2 separate regions of the Homo sapiens genome follow, and region 1 is linked to region 2. A link is an interaction called in ENCODE POLR2A ChIA-PET data of the cell type or tissue named here. Cell type or tissue: Caco-2. All regions are shown on one strand. Links, peaks and the distances in the headings refer to the core of each region. The heading gives the core; the rest is flanking DNA. Region 1 overlaps ITSN1 (intersectin 1). Region 2 overlaps ITSN1 (intersectin 1).

Region 1 (11,618 bases), core at 2,465-10,464, 56 kb before region 2:
GTTCAACATTTCCCTCTATATTCTGTATTTCCTGCAAATACGCAGCTACATCCAAAGAATGGATCAAGCTGACGGTGGATCTCTTTGGCAAGACTACAGGAAACACACAAAATGTAGCTGTCTTTTTGTGATCTTGGCAGTCATTGATGCTTAACGCCTATATTTATTCATTTATGGGGAGTTGAAAATAGTGATGTTCTAATCCTACTATGTCTTTGTCATTTATTAGCTGTAATAATTTTATAAAGAGGTGCTTCTAATGAGGATATACTAGTTGGCTATCCAGTTGTACAGCTCATATACAAAAGGCATAATAAATGCCTGATTCTTTCCCTTTACCTGTTTTCAAGGTAATGAACTGGTTTCTTAGGATCTTCTTAAGGTAAATTATTCTTGTTAAATACATTATTAAATCATTATTGAGTCATAAATTTACAAATATTTATTGAGTTTTAATTCATGGCACATTATCATTCTTGAAGTTCAAACTGTCCTCTCTTTGGCCAATGTAAGCCTCTTCGGGTTGGCTTCTGAGAATTTCTGATATCCTCCTACTATGCTTTGATAACTTCCTTGCTGACCAGTATTACAAGATGGGTCCTTCAAGCTCTTCACATTTCATATCTAGACCTGGATTCAGCCATTTCTCCAAGAAACTCTGGTTTCTTTTGGTGAGAAATGATATTTCAAGTTCACAATCTGGACGCTAAGGATGCTCAGTGCTGCTGGGGTAGATGATTGTATCTAGTCTTTTCAGTGAACAGAACTAGGAGACAAATAGATGGATAGATGAAGAGAATGGGGGGTGTGGTGAGAGACGCCTTCTGAGTTCATATTAATACTTTCAATTTGAAAATTCAAATCCAAGACTATACTGCTTTTTCATTACATTTGATACTATTATATTTGTTATCTCCTTTCTTCCACACCAAGAATACAGATTTCAAAGGTATAGAAAATGACAGAATTAGACTATTCCGTAATTACTTATTTGTTTTTACCACATATCTCAGACAACAGTTTCAGAATAACAATACTAATACTAATTTCTGAATGCATTAAATTATTTTTTTGCATGCAGTCCTGCTCCCCTTAAAGTTTTATCGTATCCAATTGACAGTGCATGGGAATTACATCCGATACTCTCTCCTCCTCAGCCTTCCTTCAGTCTTAGCTCTACAGCTAACTATATATTTAGTGCTCACCATCAGTCCTTATGATGACCTAGGTCTAGCTATTTTGATTGTCTGAAGCACATTCTCTAATAGATTCCTTAAGAAAGGCTCATGTTAATATACCCCGAAGCCTTATAAATTGGTAACGTTTTGTCTGTTTTTTCTACTTGAAAGTCAGTTTTTCTGGACACAAAATCCTTGGCTTGTTCTTTCCCTGAGAATTCTAAATATGTTACTCCATTTTCTTCTAGCAGAAAGCACTGCTGTTGAAAAATCTGAACATAATCTAATTTTCCCCCTTGTAAGTCATATGCTTTCTTTTTCTACATGTCTAAATAATTTCTCCTTTAACTAGAATATATCTTAGTGTTGGACTTTTTAGATTGATATTCTTGGCCACATGATACTCTTTTAAATATAGTTTAGAATCTCTTATTTTAAGAAAGTTGTCTTGAATTCATTTTTATCATTTGTTCTATTCCATTGGTTTAGTTTTCTTCCTCAGGGACTCCTGCTGCCCATACATTCAATCTTCTTTGTCTTAAATACTTGTTACTGTTTCTCAAATTCTTTTTATATCTTTTCCATTTCCTTTTATTTATTTAGGAGACCTAGTCTCACTCTATCCCCGAGGCTGGAGTGCAGTGGTGTGATCTCAGCTTACTGCCACCTCTGCCTCCCGGGTTCAAGCGATTCTCATGCCTCAGCCTCCAAAGTAGCTGGGATTAAAGGCATGTGCCACCATACCCAGCTAATTTTTGTAATTTTAGTACAGACGGGGTTTTGCCATGTTGGCCAGGCTGGTCTTGAACTCCTGACCTCAGGTGATCCGCTCACCTCGGCCTCTTAAAGTGCTGGGATTACAGGCGTGAGCCACTGCGCCCAGCCTCATTTCCTTTTAATTTAAATTTTTTTCCTCTTTGTAACTTCTATTTTTCTTCAGTTAGTATCCCCTGTGTTGCTTCTAGTTGCATCCTCATTTCTAGAATGAATTTTTCTTTTATTTCTCATTCTTTCTGTCACCTTATTTATGAGCCTTAAAAACTCTGATTTTCATCTTTCAAGTCTTGTATCATTTTCTTATTCTCTTTGAGCTTGTTTTGAAGTAGTGATTTACTGGTGTGCTTTCACTGTCCACAGGGGTGTTATTTCTCCCTTTATTCTCCTTTTTCCTAATAATAACTTTGTGTTATTTGACCTTGCTTGACACTTTCTGCAGTGGATTTGACCTTGCTTGATACTTTCTGTTGCTCATTTTTATGTGAGCCTTGCTTCTTAGGAATTCCAGTCTCCATTCTCCTCCCCTACTTTTGTCTGGACCATCTCTTTCCTTTGTATCCATGTCCCTATACTGCTCAATTTTGATTCCACTCCCAGTCATTTTTCCTGAGTATGAAGCCCTGTCCCAAAAGGAAGGCTTGTTGGGCCAGTCTTTTGAGTTCATAGGGGCTGGACTGCTCCAAATCTCTCAGATCCTTTGTACTCACTCAGTACTGCAGAGAGCATAACCCTTTCCTATTTCTATTGCTGCTCTCAGCCTGGTTGAACTTTCTTGCAAATACCTGTTAGCTATTTTGGGGTTCTCCTGTTTCAAGTGCACCAGGTACCCTAATTCTTCCCTCTTCCTCCTGCACTGTTACAAATGTACACAATTCTGTTTTGTTTGTATTTCTTTTTACTAAGAGCATGTATTACTTGTGTAAAATTTTAAAAATAGGGCCAGGCGCGGTGGCTCACGCCTGTAATCCCAGCACTTTGGGAGGCCAAGGTGGGTGGATCTTGAGATCAGAAGTTCGAGACCAGCCTGGCCAACATGGTGAAACCCCGTCTCTACTAAAAATACAAAAATTAGCCAGGCGTGGTGGCACATGCCTGTAATCCCAGCTACCGGGGAGGCTGAGGCAGGACAATCGCTTGAACCCAGGAAGCGGAGGTTGCAGTGAGCCGAGAAGGTGCCACTGCACTCCAGCCTGGGGGACAGAGCAAGACTCCACCTCAAAAAAAAAAAAAAAAGATTTTAAAAATAGTGTTGTTGAACACAGTGGTCATCACTGGGTAACAGAATTAATAGTAATTTTTACTTTTTAAGTCTTTTTGCATTGTTGACTCGCAAGCAGCATCTATTACTTATACAGTAAGAAAATCAGACTATTTCCTTTTTTTTTTTTTTTTTTTTTGAGACGGAATCTCGCTCTGTCGCCCAGGATGGAGTGCAGTGACGCGATCTCAGCTCACTGCAAGCTCTGCCTCCAGGGTTCACGCCATTCTCCTGCCTCAGCCTCCCGAGCAGCTGGGACTACAGACACCCGCCACCATGCTTGGTTAATTTTTTTTTGTATTTTTAGTAGAGACGGAGTTTCATCATGTTAGCCAGGATGGTCTCGATCTCCTGACCTCATGATCCGCCCACCTGGGCCCCCCAAAGTGCTGGGATTACAGGCGTGAGTCACTGCGCCCGGCCTATTTTCATTTTTAAAAACAATGTTTATAGACACTGAAAATCCAACAAAGAGAAGAAAAAAATTCTAACTTGGGCTTTACTGAGTAAGTTTATAATTATAGTCATCTAGATGACTGGTTTACAGTTCACGTGCACACTATCAAGCACATTACCACACATCTCATTTGGAATCAGATTAACTTTACATATCCACACATAGCAACATGTATCAGGTTTACCTTGTCAGTTTTAGAATTCCAAAATTTTCTAAGATTATTTGATAACTATATTTTTAATGTGTTTTTCTTTTTAAAAATTTGGTTCTTTTGATAACTATACTGAATTATACTCCAAATCCTGGTTTTTGCTTAAGTAAGAATGTCAATCTACTCAAGCAACAAATAAAAATAGATGGAAACAAACCAAAAGTTTTCATGAGCCATCATTCAGACTTTCAAAAGGCTTGACACAGCATACTGCGCAACCAGTTAACCTTCAAGACACGTACCCCATCTGTGCTGCAGACCCCTAACCTAAAAGGAGGCTAACCTCAAAAAGACACTGAGGAAAAGGCCAAGTTTAAAAATACTGTTTAATCATCAGACTGGTAAAAGCATCTTTTAAGCTTCCAAATTTGTTAGAAATCTTCTCTTACATAATAATTTTTCCATTTTACAGAAAAGGAAAAATTTATTAGCTATCTATCTATCTATCTACTTACATTAAAAAAATATAAATAGGATCTCACTATGTTGCCCAGGCTGGTCCTGAACTAGGAGCCTCAAGCAATCCTCCAGCCTTGGCCTCCCAAAGTGCTGCGATTACAGGCATGAGCCACCGTGCCTGGCCTACTGTGCTTTAAATAGCCACTGCAAAAAGACTATCATCCTTTTGACAACTGACTACCTTTTCTGAATGAATGACTTTCTAAATAAATACATCTACCAGAAGCCGTATTCTGGCTGCCATCACCTCTTCCTGTGTAAGTCTTAATTCTTGAAATTCTCTCCCCTCTTCCAAGCCTCCAATCAGGATTTTGTCCCTATCACTATACTGAAACTGCTTGTCAAGGTCACTCAAAAGCTCATCACATCAAATCTAATCAGCACTGTTCTGCCATATTCTTACTCCATCTCTCAAAAGCAGCTCAAACAATGGAGCATTCCCTCCTTCTTGAAACACTTTTTCTTGGTAGCAGGACACCAATCTTCTGCCATTTCACTTTTGTCAGCCTCAGTTTCTGGCTTCTCCTCTTTTGCCTGACCTTTAAATGTCACATCACATCAAGGCTTGGGTCTACACTGTACTCCTTATAGCTAAGCTTGCCCCTAAGACATGCTCTCCATATCCAAACTGCCCCAGAGCTGATCGATCCTTCCTCTGAGCTTCAGTCAAACGTAGTCATCCCTGTCTCCTTAACATCCCAACTCGGAAATCTACTAGGACTCTCAAAATCACCAAAACTCTTAATTTCTCCTTTAAAACCATTCCTCTTCCTGTTATCCCCATCTCAGTATACACTTATACCATCCATCTAGTTATTCATGTGAAAAGCCTTAATACTCCTTTTTCATTTCTTATTTCCAATCTACTGACAAGTCCTTTTTACTTTTTTCCCAAAATACAGGCTAGAATGAATCTAATCTGTCCTCCACATTGATTATCACCACCAGATATAAATCACCATTGCCTCTTGCCCGTGGCAAAAGCCTCCTAACTGATCTCCAGGATTCCATTCTTGTCCCCTACATTCCAGTCTTCAGATAACACAGATAAGTCTATCAACCACGTCACTCTTCTGCTTAATCTGTTGTTTGCTTGCTTTTCCTTATGGTCTCCCCATGCTTCAGCTACGACGCCCCTCGCACACCTTCCAAACCCCAAGCTAGTTTTTGCCTTAGGACTTTTGCCAGTGCAGTTCCTTTAGCCTGGAAGGCCTCTCCCCTAGGTCTTCACATGGCTCTCATCATCTACATCAGTTCCAAAAGTCATCTGCTCAAAGAATTCTTCCCTGGCCATCTTGTTCTACTGGTTTCTCTCTCTCTGTCTCTCTACTATTACTCTGTTTTAATGAACTTATTGCACTTATTCTCACCTAAAAGTATTTATTTCCTTGCTCCCCACAATTTGAAAATAAGATCCACAGTGGTAGAAGCCATGAGGTCTTGCTGGCCAGCATGTTCCCAGCAACTAGGACACACAGTAGGGGCTTACAAAACACTGGTTTAATCCAATAAAACCATGTACTCTGGCAAAACAAAAACCAAGCAAAAGAAAAACAGACTCCTCCTGTATAAGCTGGGTCCAGAACAAAAGAATTATGCTGAGTGCACACTGGTGAAAGAAGGTACCAAGTCTACCCATAGAATTTCCTACAATAGAAAATTCTATTTTCAGGGTGCTCTAAGGCAAGTCACAGTATCACTGCACCCCATTTTTCTCTCTTCTCTGTAGGGGAGTTGAACAAAATCATTGTTCAGACTCCAGTCTGAGCCTTAATTCTATAGTGTGTTAACAACTACATTAAAAAATATCTGAGGCTTGGTGCCATGGCTTATGCTGTAATCTCAGCACTTTGGGAAGCCAAAATGGGAGGATTACTTGAGATTAGGAGTTTGAGACCAGCCTGGGCAAAAGAGCAAGACTCTATCTATAAAAAAAATTTTTTAATTACTTCAGTGTGGTGGTACATGCCTGTAGTCCCAGCTACACAGGAGGCTGAAGCAGGAGGAACGCTTGAGCCTAGGAGTTGGAGGCTACAGTGAGCTATGATCGTGCCATTGCACTCTAGTCTGGGCAACAGAGTGAGACCCTGTCTCAAAACAAAAAACCCATGCAGACAAGGAACCATGGAAGAGTGACACGTCATGTCACCCAGTTAGTTTGGTGATAATGAAGGCACGGAGAAGGTAATTTTAAAAAACCTAAAGCCATCCGGGTGCGGTGGCTCATGCCTGTAATGCCAGGAGTTTGGGAGGCCGAGGCGGGTGGATCACAAGGTCAGGAGTTCAAGACCAGCCTGGCCAAGATGGTGAAACCCCGTCGCTACTAAAAATAGAAAAATTAGCCGGGTGTGGTGGTGGGTGCCTGTAATCCCAGCTACTCGGGAGGCTGACGAAGGAGAATTGCTTGAACTCGAGAGGCGGAGGTTGCAGTGAGCCGAGATCATGCCACTGCACTCCAGCCTGGGCGACAGAGTGAGACTCCATCTCGCCTTTAGATAAATGGTAGCTTTGGACAGGTTCTATCTCCTTTGTTAGAAATATGGCCTTAAGCAAAATGTTCAATTTCTGAGAATCTCAGTTCCCTCATTTATATAACAGGGCTAATACAGTCTGCATACTTTTTAGGGTTATCATTGTGATCAAATATTATATGTGAAGGCACATACTATATATAAGGGCAAGGAAATGCAGAGTCAGATTTTTGTTTTGTTTTGTTTTTTGAGATAGGGTCTGGCTCTGTCACCCAGGCTGGAGTGCAGTGGCACGATCTCCCTTGGCTCACTGCAACCTCCACCTCCTGGGCTCAAGCCATCCCCTTGCCTCAGCCTCCCAAGCAGTTAGGACTACAGGCACACACCACCATACCCAGCTAATTTTTGTATTTTTTGTAGAGATGGGGTTTTGCCATGTTTCCCAGGTTGGTCTCAAACTCCTGAGCGCAAGCGATCTGCCCACCTCGGCCTCCCAAAGTGCTGAGATTACAGGTATGAGCCACCACACCTAACCAATAATTTTCAATATTAATTAGAAAGCAGGCCAGGTGCAGTGGCTCATCCTGTAATGCCAACACTTTGGGAGGCTGAGGTGGGTGGATCACCTGAGGTCAGGAATTCAAGACCAGCGTGACCAACATGGTGGAACCCTGTCTCTATTAAAAATACAAAAATTAGCTGGGTGTTGCGGCATGTCCCTGTAGTCCCAGCTACTCGGGAGGCTGAGACAGGAGAACTGCTTGAACCCGGGAGGCAGAGGTTGCAGTGAGCCAAGATCATGCTACTGCACTCCAGCCTGGGCGACTAAGTGAGAGTCTGTCTCAAAATAAATAAATAAATAAATAAAACAATGACAATAGTAATAAATTATTTTATTCTCAAGTGGCTCAACAAACTATAAAATATATATATGTATTTTACCCTAGATTGAGCTGAGAGGTAGAACTAGAAAATACTTAAGTAAACTTGATCAAGATCATATACTGGTAACTTCTCCTATGTTCTGATATCCTTCATGGTTTAGCCTCATCAAAATCATTTACTGAGAACATCAATGTGGTGAGGAAAGACAGGGAGAAGTCTGGGGGGAAGAGTGATGGGCTGCCTGGCAGAGTATTAGGTCAGAAATCCTGGCAGGTTTAACAGTAGCAGGTTACTTAACGACTGTAAAACTTTCTCAGCAGTAAGGTCACAACCTCCTGAAACTAAATCAGCAATAGCTCCACAACTGAAATTCTGATGGCAGAATGGAATAAGAGAAAATGAATTAAATGGTACAGGAAAAATTATTGACCCCAGGTTTGAGAGAAAAAGGAGAAATGGGGTGCCTCTAGTCATTTGACCTTTTCTCCACTATGAGATTTCTTCTTGTAGCATTGGAAGAAAGCCAAAAGAAAACCAAATACCGTTGTTTTTTGTTTTTGTTTTTTAAGACAGGGTATCACTTTGTCACCCAGGCTGGGGTGCAGTAGTGTGATCTTGGCTCACTGCAGGCTTGACCTCTTGTGCTCAAGTGATCCTCTTGTCTCAGCTTCCCAAGTGGCTGGGACTATAGGCACCCACCACTATGCCTGGTTAATTTTTAAATTTTCAGTAGCAACGAGGCCTTGTTATGTTGCCAGGCTGGTCTCCAACACCTGGGACCAAGCAATCCTCCTGCTTTGGCCTCCCAAAGCATTAGGATTACAGGCATGAGCCACTGTGTTCGACCCCAAACACCCTTGAATTATTTTAACGCCTGGGTCCTGACCAAAGATTGGCTACAGAGATCTTCAGGGATTCAGAGCAAGTTCCACTTAAATTAGCTGGTTAACTAAAGGCTAAACATTGTGAGCACACACTGGACAAGACAAACAACGGCCCCAGTCATGTGGAGGCTGCTGCAGTGTTCACTTCTGCTCTTCCTCGCCTTTGCTCATATATGGATTTTTCTTTCTTTTCTTGGACCACTATCCTATTTGCCTAAAAATCTTCCAAAACCTTTCCCCTTACAAAAACCAGCCTTGTGGCTAAAACTTACTAAAAGAAAGGCAATACATTGTTTTTAATAGGAAACCTAGTAAGTAAAACCAGAGTATTTCTGTATCTTAGCTTATCATTAATTATATCAGAGACACCCTGAATTACTGTTGACTGCCCCCTCCGAAATCTATTTCACTTTATCACCTATCATCAGCTATCTGAGGATGAAGAGATGAAAAGAAACTCTAGCCACAATTTTCATGTTTTGTTTTAAACTGTTAAAGAACCTCCCCATGAATCAGATGTTAGATTTTATTACTGTGATCTTCAAATTAACCTAAAGTCTAGAATGAGAACAGAAATCAGAACTACTGATCTCAGTCAACTAATTAATCAATTAGCTTATAAGAAAAATACCTGGTTGAAAGATAATTTTTTATGGAATCACGTTTGTTTTGAGACGAAGTCTTGCTCTGTCGCACAGGCTGGAGTACAGTGGCACAATTTTGGCTCACTGCAGCCACTGCCTCCCAGGTTCTCCTGCCTCAGCCTCTCCGAGTAGCTGGGATTACAGGTGCGCACCACCACACCTGGCTAATTTTTTATATTTTCAGTAGAGATGGGATTTCGCCATGTTGACCAGGCTGGTCTCGAACTCCTGACCTCAGGTGATCCACCTGCCTCAGCCTCCCAAAGTGCTGGGATTAGAGGTGTAAGCCACCATGCCCGGCTGGAATTAGGTTTTTAATCAGGATAACAATGTTTATTTTTTCTCTATTCCATTTTGTTCTAAGAAAGAATTTAATGTGGCCAAGTGACTCAGTACTGTGATTCAAAATATATATATTTCTAGATGCCATAATCCAAAGGAATTGTTTATGCACAAGGAGAAACAGACATTATGGAAACCGAAAATCAAAAGGAAGTATGCAACAACCTGAAGGATAATGGAAGAGAAAAAAAAAAAAAAACCCAGAAGCTGCAGCAGCGGACTGTAAGTTTCTTCCTTTTCCCCTGACTGGCGGCCTGCATCTCTGCTTTCATTTTGATTACTTTACATCCCAGGGTTCAAATGTGAACATGCTCCTTCTTCTCCCCAGCACTATCTTCCTGCAGGGGGCCATCATTTTTCAGACAGAATTACCTCCTAGAATTTCATAATGTTATAAACCGAGAGGGAAAAAAAGGAAAACATTTATTTTTAAAATATACAAGAAAATACAGAAACCAATTCATTTTCAGACTTACCAAATGCTGGTGCGCTAGAAATAGCAACTGGTTGCTGTTTCATGACAGGGGGAAGTGCAGAGGGTAGCTGATATCCTTGTAGCTTCAGTTTGATAAGTTTCATAGCTATGGAAAACTCCACTTGATCCATTCTTCCATCATTATTCATGTCAGCTAGTGCCCTGCAAACCAACAGCATGGCCTGAGAACAACTGTGACCATAAAAGAACCTTTCCAAAACCACCACTCCCACCAACACGAAAACAAAATAATTAGCACTCTTACCCCTAGAGACAACAACAGAAAACATAACTGTTTACCAAACTATGGGGAATAGCCTGTAAATACTGGCCAAGTTTTATATAAACATAAAATATCTTTCACTCTGCCACTTTAGCAGGTAATTTTCAGCCTCAGTGTGAGGATTTGTACTTTAGACATCAAAAGGGGTTTCTTTCTGAAGTGATGAAAACATTCTAAAATTAGCTAATAGTGACTGTCGCACAACTCTGTGAATAAACTAAAACCAATGAATTAGATACTTTAAACGAGTAAATTTTATTATGTGAATTCTTTCACAATAAAGCTATTAGAAAAGAAAAAGATTTAGAAGCGGAATGTTAATATTGCTAGAGATACTTAGATTGCATTCTTTGTAGAGCTCTACAAACCTCAATGTGGGAACATGACACAGTATGCTATGCTACCTACTTATGCTATGCTAGGGTTACTCAACTATAATGCTACTAAACCTCTAAAGCTCTTGAAACTAACTTTTCTTTAGAATCATGCCCCATATCACTCAACAATTTTGTAAGTTAGCTTACAAAATGTGTCTGCTATTTGAAAATGGTACTCAAATATACACGGTCCAAGTGCAAACTGTAATGAGCTTTAATGTAAAGTATTTTCTCAAAGAAGAGTAAGCAAAAGGAATCGCTTCTCGGCCTTTTGGCTAAGATCAAGTAAGCAAAAGTTTGTCCTTGTAACTGGAAACTACATTATATCATCAAAACTGTGCATATTCATGACTTAACCTCTTCTGCATAAAAAAGTTTTATTCAGATTTTATTTCTTTTAATCCAGATATTAAAAGCATGAGGATTTTTTTAAACCAATATTATGAAAAATGTATTTGAAAGATCTAAATAAGACAGTTCAATTAAAATACCATGATCTTTTAGACTGAGCCATATCCGGACAGTGTTCACAAAAGAAAATTAAGTTACACAGAAAACAATTCTGCATAGCTGGAATTAACTCAAAGAAAGAAAACATGTAACACAATAAAAAGTATGGCATAAGACAAAGATAAAAAAATCTCTAAAAGTGATCAAGATTGTAAAAGTTGGCACATTTTAGAAAATAAGGATCATAACGCAGGAAACAAAGCTCTGTGGTTGCAGAAACCTTTTTGCCTCAGATAGGAGTTCCCCATTCTCCTGTAGTCATGGGCCCTTCAGCAAAGAATTCAGAATCTGAATTCTTCTCACTACTTGTGAACCTGAGCATCATTTTTCTGTATTTCGTGGCCATTTGGATTTGCACTTCTATGAACTGCTTATTCAAATCCTTTGCCAAATTTTCTATATATTGC
Region 2 (11,618 bases), core at 1,189-9,188:
TCTTTTAAAAGCAAAGTGATTGTCAATGAATGCCAATTCAAGTTGTATGATATGAGGGCCATTTTCAAACACTCCAGAAGCTACGAACAACTGTCCCTAACTATGTATTTGGAATGCTGTCCTGAAAATGTCATTTCATTTGTTCCTGAACGTTGGTTCATTTTCAAAGTTAACATGTTTGAGTAGGTCAACATAACATAGATCACCTGAGAGAAAGAGGAATGCTGTTCCCTAAAAAACTACAAAATCCTTAGGCCTTCAAGTTCTACAGATTAGAAACATCAAAACTCAAATACATTTCAGATTGTCTTATTATGTAAAACTCATGCCGATAAGCATCCTAATGTGGCTTGAAAATTCTTTTTTTTTTTTTTTTTTTTTTTTTTTTTTAAGATGGAGTTCTGCTCTTGTTGCCCAGGCTGAAGTGCAATGGCACGATCTTGGCTCACTGCAACCTCTGCCTCACAGGTTCAAGCAATTCTCGTGCCACAGCCTCCCGAGTAGCTGAGATTACAGGTGCACGTCACCAAGCCCAAATAATTTTTTTTTTTTTCTTTTGAGACAGAGTCTCGCTCTGTCACCCAGGCTGGAGTGAGGCCTGACTAATTTTTGTATTTTTAGTAAAGACAGGGTTTCACCATTTTGGCCAGGCTGGTCTCAAAACTCCTGACCTCAGGTAATCTGCCCACCTTGGCCTCCCAAAGTGCTGGGATTACAGGCATGGGCCACCGTACCCAGCTGAGGCTTGAAAATTCTTTAACTATTAGTTATAAAGTTAACCAAAAGAAAAAGACCATTCTGCAAAATATATAGGAAGCATGTCCAAATTGTGTTGAAATATCCACCACATTGGCCACTGACAAACAAAACCACCCAAACCAGATAAAGAGAACAATTCCATCCATAAACACATAATGAGAACCCAAAAAAACTGAGGAGTTTCGTGACCTAGCTCTAGTCTCAGATCTGTTCACACATTCATTCTATAATTCTCTAATTTATGCCAGGTAACATGCAGGACCTCATTTTGACTTTATTAGATGGCACCAATCTTCCCTGGAGTGGTTAGACAAGTAGATCATCCATCTTGAAATGTGATATATAAAATGGAAAGGGGAAATGAGACAAAAATTGAGCTCAAGAAAGCCAGGCAATAGACGAACTGATTCACACTGGCTGGTCACACAGACTGTGAAACATGTCACTGTAAACAGTAACTCTACCCTGAAAATGGAGAGGCCAGAAGGATACATCGGCGAGCACTCAGCACAGTTCAATTACCTTGCCATTAACTTACCCACCCAGCCAGACTCATCACTTGCACTAAAAATAGGACATAAATGCTTTTCTAGCATTCCAGCTATGAAAAACTTAAGATAACAAATTTCAAAACATTTATCAGAAAAATATACCAGGAAAAGAGAAAAAGCAATATATATATATTTCTAGTGACAAAAACACAAATTGAGAAAAATGACATTAACACCTTGCTTTGATATGGCACCTATCTGTAAAGAAGCTTAAATACATTTGGAAATTAAAAAAAAAAATCTAATCACAGTAATTCTAACAACATCCCTATGAAATAGGTAGAATGTAAATATATAATTACTTCTGTTTAGCTACTGAAGAAAAGTAGACACATATTTCCCATTCACTGCTAATGACATTCTTGAACTAGCTCAGTCCAGCACTTTGAGCATACCACAGAGCCAAGTCATCAATTACCTTCTAAGTTGTAATAAAGCAAAATATAAATGTGAACCCCACAGTTTTCTATGCTTAAGTACTAAACTCTTAAGAATGCACAAACAAGTATGGCAAAATTGGCTTCAGCTTTAGAAGGAAAACAAATATTCAATTCAGTCTGATGAATCTACTTTTTTAAGAAGTAAAATTGAGAAATAGTTATGATTATTATTAAAACCACTTGAAATGCAGAAATTATAGAGAAGAGTGAAAACTCAATTTCCCACACTCACCAACAGGAACTGACAGCTTTATGCCTCCCTCAAAGGACAAAAGGAATTCAGTTTAAAGTGCAAGGTCAAAGTATACAAAAAGACACACTGGCCTGAGAAACCAAGAGGTTTAACAACAAAGAATGAGTCAACCAATACTTGCTGATCTTGAGTACTAAAAAAAGAGAATTTTTTTTTTTTTTTTTTTTTTACTCAAAAAGGAATTAATTTGTCCCACTGATGGCTAGGAAAAAGGATCACCTCTAAGTGTTTTAAATGTGTTTTTAAGAGCTATTATGAGGTAGCTTTAAAAGTTGGTATATTATTACAGCGTTGAAGGGGTACTTCCTAAATATACCCAATACATCTAACTCCTTTCAAGGCCAACTCTTGGTGAAATAATTCTTTCTTCCTTTCAATACTATTTAGATAAGGCACCACCAAAGCAGTACAGAATGACTAAACCTGAACTTGCTACAGGAATTTCCAAACAGATAAGAACTTGCAAATACGTCCCTATTTAAAAGACAAGGGAAACTTGAAGAAAGTCTCTGATTCCCTGAACGCCGAGTATATCCAGTGAAAACATAAACTCCTTTCTTAAAACATAAGCTCTTCAATGCAGACACTGTCTCCTTAAAGTTGTATTCAGACCTTAGCACCTGTGCCAAGAGTAAATGGTTTCTATTGTCACTATGAAACGCAACTTGCTTTAATAAAAGGAAGTGATGTCTAGAATTTGCTTCAAAATAATCTGGAGTGGAGGGTGGCAGGATGGAGACAAGATTAGCTGAGAGTTAACAGTGACTGTAGCTGGGTAATGATACTACTCTCCTTTCTTTTGTAGATGTTGAAATTTTTCATAATAAAAGGTTAGACAGAAAGAAAAGAAAGCTAGTTTTAGAAAGTAAATCCCCTTTAACTTGACTATTTCTTTGAGAGTTACTTAACAAAGAATTCACAAGGACAGCAATTTAATCTCTTAAATTCTTTAAAGTTATAAAACAATTACAATTACTCTTCAGTTCTTCTGTAGTTCACACAAGTGGAAGAAGCTGAACTAGGAAATTACCTACTCTAGATTAATGTTTTCTCTCTTATATGTCATAAGAATTACATGACATATAAGAATCATATAAATATCAGGAATAAATTAAACCTGATTTAAAAGAATGACGGGTCATTTTTTTCCCTCATCCTAATAAGAGACCCTCTTTCTGAGATAATTAAAGGAAATTATAAGTACCCTAGGAAAACTGTTTCTACCCCCAAATACAGGTTTTAAGTAAAGCTTAACAAATTTTTAACTATCTCTTATATCAGTTCCTACAAGCTAACCTTAGATTAAACTGAACTTTTAAACTGCCTTAACCTTAATAAATGTCCTCATTAATCATGCTATTCCACATTTTAAAACTTTCATTTTTAGGATCCTGCTAAGAATTACAACACACAAAGGAAAACAACCCCTTGACTGTCTTTTAGTGTGAATCGGTACTCAGATGAGTGCCATCAAGATCAATTTAGTCTCTAGCAATGAGTTGAGACATTTGACAATTAAGATTAATGTCTGACCTGTGAGTTGACCCTAATGGACACCTTCCTTAAAGCAGATGCATGGCAGATTAGATAAGTAGTCACATGGAAACAAGGTTATTACTGAATCACATTTCTCTAAGGAGTTATCAGCATTCTACTTATACAGAATTAACCGAAATGCTTTAATGGAACAGGAAAAATAAAAATAAAACATAGCATGGGAAATGAAGACTAACTCACAGGGCTCACATTGAGTCTCTAACAGATGTTACACGGTGGCTTCATTCTCCTCCTTTTTTCCCCCTTTCCTCTCTTTATCTGGTAGCTTTACTTAGGGGCATCGGCTCCAATAGCAAACAAGCACATTATTTAAGCTGTCATTCTTGCACACATTCCCAACCTACTTGGCAGAGTGGATATTTCTAAAATGGATAGCAACTACAAATATTAAAATAGAGAAATTCATCAAAATGCAAATGAAAACTGGTCACTGAGTTCCCTAAATCTACATTTAGTATTTCAAATATTTGGAAACTGCATTAAGCACAGGAGTTATTTAAAGGAGTTTAATAAATAATCATGTCAGATATCTGTAAAATGGACACAAAAGGTACCTTTTAGTAACATATTTATAAGGAATTCAATCTGTTCATTGCAGGAGACAAACCAGTTCTCAGATCTCTACCGAGAACAAAAAATATTTCACACATTCACCTCAGCAGGGTGGATTTCCAGCACTGGGAAGAGCCAGATGACTCAAGACTCAGCCATGTTTCCATGGCTTGAAGAAAAGATGATTAATGATGCAAAACAACTAGGCATGGGGAACTTGTACAATGGCTTGCTTACCCAAGATCAGCTGCTAGCTAAAAAATGCTTCAACCTCTGATAAACAGGGCCCTCAATGGACAGGTTCAAACAGGGGCTTGGTTCTTGAATGACTCACATTAAGCTTATCTAGCACATCCGTCACAAAAAGACAGTAGGACTAAAATCAACTTATTATCAAGCTCTTCACTTTTAGATCATTGAAATGACTGCACAAATCCCAAAATATGAAAAGATGATCTCTGAGTAAAAGCAGGAGGAAAAAAAAAAAAGTCAGCGCCTGATTCCCCAGGAGCTGATTATCCAGTCTGAGAATCGCCAAGGCACCTTATTTCCTCAGGCCAACTGTCTACCTTTCATCATTCTGGTCCCTTTCACTCTTGCCATGGTGAGAGGGAAGAGAAAGAGAGTGTTTGGTTAAGTAAATAGTTCATATATTTGAAGGAGGAAATTCAAGAAGAGAAAAAGAGAACAAGGGTAAGATAAAATTAATCTTATAAATACTTGTCTATTTCATCTACGACCTTTACAACTGCCGATTGGCAACATAACAAATAAAGCAATAGATACTACTAAAAGTACAAAACTAAGTGATCCTAGTGTGACAATAAATATAAACAATGTTCAGAAGCCATATGGGGAAAAAAAAAAGGGCTCAAGCCTGCAATCCCAGCACTTTGGGCAGCCGAGGTGAGTGGATCACCTGAGGTCAGGAGATCAGCCTGGCCAATGTGATGAAACCCCGTCTCTACTAAAAATACAAAAATTAGCTGGGTGTGGTGGTGCACACCTGTAGTGCCAGCTACTGGGAGGCTGACACACAAGCATCACTTGTACCCGGGAAGCAGAGGTTACAGTGAGCCAAGATGGTGCCACTGTATTCTTCCAGCCTGGGCAACAGAGAGAGGCTCCATCTCAAAAAAAGAAAGAAAAGAAAAGAAAGAGGCTGGGCACTATGTGGCTCATGCCTGTAACCCCTGCACTTTGGGAGGCCGAGGCGGGTGGATCACCTGAGGTCGGGAGTTCGAGACCAGCCTGACCAACATGGAGAAACCCCGCCTCTACCAAAAATACAAAATTAGCCGGGCGTGGTGGCGCATGCCTGTAATCCCAGCTACTAGGGAGGCTGAGAAGCGAGAATCGCTTGAACCTGGGAGGCAGAGGTTGCGGTGAGCTGAGATTGCGCCATTGCACTCCAGCCTGGGCAACAAGAGTGAAACTCCATCTCAAAAAAAAAAAAAAGAAAAGAAAGAAAGGAATTATATAGGAGGATATATAACAAAACACCAATAGTTGTCCTGAGTAGCCAAATAGAACACAACCTCTACTTGCTTGTATTTAATGCATATTTAAAATTTTTTCTGTAATTAGTATGTAGTTTTTTTTTTAAGCACATAATCTTTTGGTATGGCAAAATGACCCCCAAGAAAGCACTTTTCATTTTAAATATAAAAGGAGCTATTGTAGGAACTGCTCTATAAAACTGGTTCCAAGGCCAGGCGCGGTGGTTCATGCCTGTAATCCCAGCACTTTGGGAGGCCGAGACGGGTGGATCACGAGGTCAGGAGATCAAGACCACCCTGGTTAACACGGTGAAACCCCTCTACTAAAAATACAAAAAAATTAGCCGGGCATAGTGGTGGGCGCCTGTAGTCCCAGCTACTCAGGAGGCTGAGGCAGGAGAATGACGTGAACCCGGGAGGCGGAGCTTGCAATGAACCCAGATCTCGCCACTGCACTCCAGCCTGGGCGACAGAGCGAGACTCCGTCTCAAAAAACACGAAAACAAAAACAAAACAAAAAATAAAATAAAATAAAATAAAATAAAATAAAATAAAATAAAAACTGGTTCCAAACTAAGCGGAGGCATCAAATAGCATGAAAATAATCTGTTTACTTTCTTTTGTTTTTTGAGACGGAGTCTCACTCTGTCGCCCAGGCTGGAGTGCAATGGCATGATGTCAGCTCACTGCAACCTCTGCCTCCTGGTTCAAGCAATTCTCCTGCCTCAGAATACGTTACTTTCTTGCTATTTTGTTCATTAATTCAACAAACATTTATTAATCAGCTATCATGCATTAGATCCACTGTCTGCAGAGATGCCAAAAATGGTAATAAAGATGTAACTAGTTAATTCTCGTTCTCATGAAGCTTGATACCATAGGCTACAGGCTGCAGAGCTTCCTGCCTGCCCCCAACCTCTCAGCTTCAATACCCCTCAAAAAACCTAGGAAACCTTCTTAAATATCGCTCCATACAAACACATAGTACTGTTATCCAAATATTTGCTGCCCTTCCTTAACAGACCCTTTCCTACCTGTCCATCCCCGGGCGGGTAAATATTTCTTGCTTACTGAGGCCCTGCATGACCACGTGACTTGCTTTTGGCCAATGAAGTATGAGTTGAAATGGCACATGCCACTTTTGAGGTTCTACCATGGCATGAAGCCCACAAAGAGCCTTAAACTGAGAAACAAAGTTTTGTTGTCGTAAACTACTGAGATTTGGAGATTGTTACCACAACATAATTTAGCAAAAGCTGACTAATTAATATACCCGACTAAACTTTGACACAACAGAGAATATTAAATAACCTACGAGCAAGGGATACAAATAAGTAATCTCCACCCTGGCTGTGCTGACTCTGGTTTACAACTTAATGTTCTAAGTGGTAGATGAGGATAATTTGGTCCAGAAACCATGCAGTCATTAACCTACTGATTGCTTTGCTGTGTTTTCTCTCCAAAAGTCTGGGCAGGACTTCAGACATTTGGTGGACTTCAGACATTTGGAACCTTCCTTAAAGAAAAATGCAGAAAGTATGGCACCAGGCCACGCACATCGGCTCACGCCTGCAATCCCAGCACTTTGGGAGGCTGAGGTGGGTGGATCACTTGAGGTCAGGAGTTCAAGACCAGCCTGGCCAACATGGCGAAACCCTTTCTCTATAAAAACACAAAAATTAGCCGGGTGTGGTGGTGCATGCCTGTAATGCCAGCTACTCGAGAGGCTGAGGCATGAGAATCGCTTGAACCCAGCAGGCAGAAGTTGCAGTGAGCCGAGATTGCGCCATTGCATTCCAGCTTGGGCAACAGACAGAGACCCTGTCTCAAAAAAAAAAAAAAGAAAAAAGAAAAGAAAGAAAAAGAAAATACGGCACCAATGAAAACATTCCTCAGCACTGTCCTGAGTTAGAGAAAGAAAAGAACAAAAACAGAAAGAAAATATTCCACAGGACACAAGACAACAAACATCCAGAGGAATAAAACCCCCACTGCTTCCCCTTGAAATAAATTAACTAGAAGTTATTTTTCTTAATTAGAAGATATTTGCTTTAGAAACAATAAAATGCAAAAGAACATTATATCTATTACATAGGAATAAAGTGTTATGAAAAAGACAGCAGGCCAAGCGAACTAGAAATGCACCTAAAATAAAATGACAGATTAAAAACAAAAGGATGGGCTGGGCGCGGTGTCTCACGCCTGTAATCCCAGCACTTTGGGAGGACCAGACAGGCGGATCACGAGGTCAGGAGATCAAGACCATCCTGGCTAACACGGTGAAACCTCGTCTCTACTAAAAATACAAAAAAATTAGCTGGATGTGGGGGCGGGCACCTGTAGTCCCAGCTACTTGGGAGGCTGAGGCAGGAGAATGGCATGAACCTGGGAGGCGGAGCTTGCAGTGAGCTCTGCCACTGCACTCCAGCCTGTGTGACAGAGCGAGACTCCGTCTCAAAAAAAAAAAAAAAAAAAAAAAGGATAAGGATCAAAAAACACACAAAAAAGGGAGGACTGCTAAATTTAATAAGCCTTTCAAGGCAAAAACTGTCAATACGATAAATTTTATTTTCCTAAAACCTATAATCCACAAAGAAAGCAACAATTGTAAAACTTTGTACTCCCAGTAACATAACCTGAAAATACACATAACAAAAACTAAAGGCAATCTCTTTGTATTTACTGATTAAAATGTAGAAAGCAATAACTTAAAATACAACTGAGATGCATTTCTAATTAACTGAGTAGCCAAAAACTAAAATAGTGAAATTGTCCTAGGACAGATGTCACAAAGTCAACGAATATCTGGGGAGCAGCAAGCCATACACATCAGAGTACCCATGCAGTGAAGAGTTGCAATGGAAGCACAGACATCATCAACTAGAACGTTTACAATGTCATAGGAATAAGAGAACACAAATACTATGCATATATATGTATATAGATACACACACACACAAAGGGAATAACACACCTGAAACATAAATATTTACATAATAAGGTTATACAAAGGCTTTGGCTTATGATTCGGGAAACACTCTTTAAGGGTAAATATAAGATGATGTAATCTCATAATCTTTCTAATTATAGGATAAAACAATCTATGGTAGGTAATTCAACATGTAAAGAAAAAGTACTCTTGGACAGGAACTGTGAAAAATCATTATGCTATTTTCATGCTTATGCCTTCAGGTTAAAAAATCAAGAACCATATCAACAATACATTATGAAGTAGATGGAACACTGACAGAAAATCTCTGCTTCCGTGAAACCCTGTCTCTACTAAAAATACAAAAATTAGCTGGGCGTGGTGGCGCATGCCTGTAATCCCAGCTACTCAGGTGGCTGAGGCAGGAGAATCGCTTAAACCCGGGAGGCAGAGGTTGCAGTGAGCCATGATTGCGCCACTACACTCCAGCCTGGATGACAAAGCGAGACTCGGATCCCCCACCACCCCTCCAAAACAACAACAACAACAAAAACTTTGCTTCCTCACATATCCTTAGAATAAATCCTCATCTTCCAAGAAAATCATCTTCAGGCTTTTGTCAACCAAGAAAACTTTCTGTAAACAAAACCTCCCACTGAAGCTCACGATATAAAAGCTGAGCTGCTGTGATTAAAGTGTGAATGCAGGCCGTGGGGTGGGAACAGTTCCAAAAATGGTCACCTAGTACTTACCACAAATGTCATGGGCCAAGCACGGGGCTAAGTGCTAGGGATTCAGAAGTGAACAAAACAGAGTGTCCTCTGGGAGCTTACATTCTCGAATAGGAAGACAGCTAATAAACCAGTAAACAAATAAAGAAGATCATTTTACATACAGAACCCCACTTTAAGAAAATAAGTAAGGTTAACAAGATAGATGGTGACTAGAGGGGGTGTGTGGGGCTTCTTCATGTGCCTGGGGATAGTCAAGGAAAGTCTCTCTGAGAAGACATCAGAGGTAGCTTCTAGTTAGTTCTAGAGGAGGTTCAGCCTGTATAAAGACCCAACGAAAGAAAAGAACCTGTTCAAGAGATAGAAAGAGACATGTTAGGCTACCGCAAAGCAGACAAGGGGAGTGCAGAAGGAAGAAACTGGAGAAGCACAGAGGCCAGACAAGTGGATCTTTTATAGTAAGGCTTGGATTTTATTTTAAATGTAATGGGAAGTCTTTGAAAGGTTTTAATCAAGGGAATAATATGATCTTATTTACACTGTAGAAGCTACTATGTGAAACAGATTACAGGGAGAGACAAAGTGGAACCAAGACAACGTCCAGAAGACCACAATAAACACCCACATGAGAGACAGTGGTGGCCTAATGTTTTAACAGTGGAAATGATTAGGAGTGGTCAGACTCAGGATATATTCTGGACAGAAAGTCTACAAGACTTCATGATGGAGTAGATATAAAGTGGTGGAAGAGCGGAATCAAAGACACCTTTGAAGTTTCTGGCCTGCCTAAATGGGTGTTTGACAGCGCTATTTACTAAGACGAGAAAGGACTGGGGTGTGCGCATTAGGGTGGGGACAGCATCAAGAATTCCGTTTTGGGCTGGGTGCGGTGGCTCAAGTCTGTAATCCCAGCACTTTGGGAGGCCTAGGCGGGTGGATCACTTGATGCCAGATGTTTGGGACCAGCCTGGCCAACAGGGCGAAACCCTGTCTCTACTAAAAATATAAAAATTAGCTGGACATGGTGGCACACAACTGTAATCCCAGGTACTCGGGAGGTTGAGGCAAGAAAATCCCTTGAACCAGGGAGGCGAGGCTTGCAGTGAGCCGAGATCATGCCACTGCACTCCAGCCTAGGTGATAAGTGAGACTCTGTCTTAAAAAAAAAAAAAAAAGAATTCTGCTTTGGCTATGTTAATTTTGAACAGCTTATTATTAGATGCCCAAGAAGATCTGCCTACTAGACAGCTGCCCATCTAAGCCTGCAGTTCTTGGGAGAAGTAGGAGCTGGAAATACCCACATACTTGCTCAGTTCTCCCCTCTCCTGACCTCCACTTCCATGGCAAACTCTTTTTTTTTAATTATACTTTAAGTTCTAGGGTACATGTGCACAACGTGCAGGTTTTGTTACATATGTATACATGTGCCATGTTGGTGTGCTGCACCCATTAATTTGTCATTTACATTAGGTTTATCTCCTAATGCTATCCCTCCCCCCTCCCCGCACCTCACGACAGGTCCCGGTGTGTGATGTTCCCCACCCTGTGTCCAAGTGTTCTCATTGTTCAATTCCCACCTATGAGTGAGAACATGCAGTGTTTGGTTTTCTGTCGAAAATGTGGCACATATACACCATGAAATACTATGCAGCCATAGAAAAGGATGAGTTCACATCCTTTGTAGGGGCATGGATGAAGCTGGAAACCATCATTCCGAACAAACTATCACAAGGACAGAAAACCATGGCAAACTCTTTAAGCCTTCTCAGAATTCCCAGTGCTCCTCAGAACAGTGTGACACTTAGTGGCTTTTTCCAACTTTATACCTAAATTTGCCTAATGTTTGCACAGTGCAACCAAAATAATTCAATATTTAAAAATGTAAATTACATTTGGCCACACTAAAATAAATGTATTTGCTTGCATCAAAACAAACTACAGACAGTTTGAAGACCCTAGTGAACAAATGAAATCATGGAAGTGTGGCAGAGGCTGGGCACGGTGGCTCATGCCTATAATCCCAGCGCTTTGAAAGGCTGAGGTGGGAGGTTTGCTTGAGCCCAGGAGTTGAAGACCAGCCTGGGCAACTTAGCAAAACTCCACCTTTAAAAACGTTTTTTAAAAAAGAGAAAGTGTTGTAGAAGAAAATGCAGGTTAATATTCGTAAAATCTTGAAGTGACAGGGGATGTTCTCATTTGACACCATGAGCAGAAATCCTTAAAAATGGAAAATCAGGACAGGCGCAATGGCTCATGCGTGTAATCCTAGCACTCTGGGAGGCCGAAGCGGAGGGATCACCTAAGGTCAGGAGTTTGAAACCAGCCTGACCAACGTGGTGAAACCCCG

Evidence for each region. ChIA-PET counts read pairs that join two places held together with the same protein. Peaks named below come from ENCODE experiments on the same cell type or tissue, not always from the same donor. Only the 100,000 strongest peaks of a DNase experiment are listed, where the experiment ranks them.
Region 1: POLR2A ChIA-PET joins it to region 2 with 11 read pairs; 5 of 35 experiments call an interaction of 5 or more read pairs at or near these places.

The regions. Positions count from the first base shown.
Region 1 is chr21:33,733,629-33,745,246 of GRCh38, reverse strand. It overlaps ITSN1 (intersectin 1), which reads right to left. Exons shown (of 40, transcript NM_003024.3): 5 at 10,043-10,203. Among named protein-coding and RNA genes, the nearest start is that of ITSN1, 97 kb to the right of the region's middle. RefSeq lists a silencer at 2,952-3,054. In Caco-2, for the core only: no CTCF peak of the experiment used is centred there; a DNase peak (open chromatin) is centred at 5,466.
Region 2 is chr21:33,676,171-33,687,788 of GRCh38, reverse strand. All of the region lies in intron 1 of ITSN1 (intersectin 1), which reads right to left. Among named protein-coding and RNA genes, the nearest start is that of ITSN1, 39 kb to the right of the region's middle. In Caco-2, for the core only: no CTCF peak of the experiment used is centred there; a DNase peak (open chromatin) is centred at 4,328.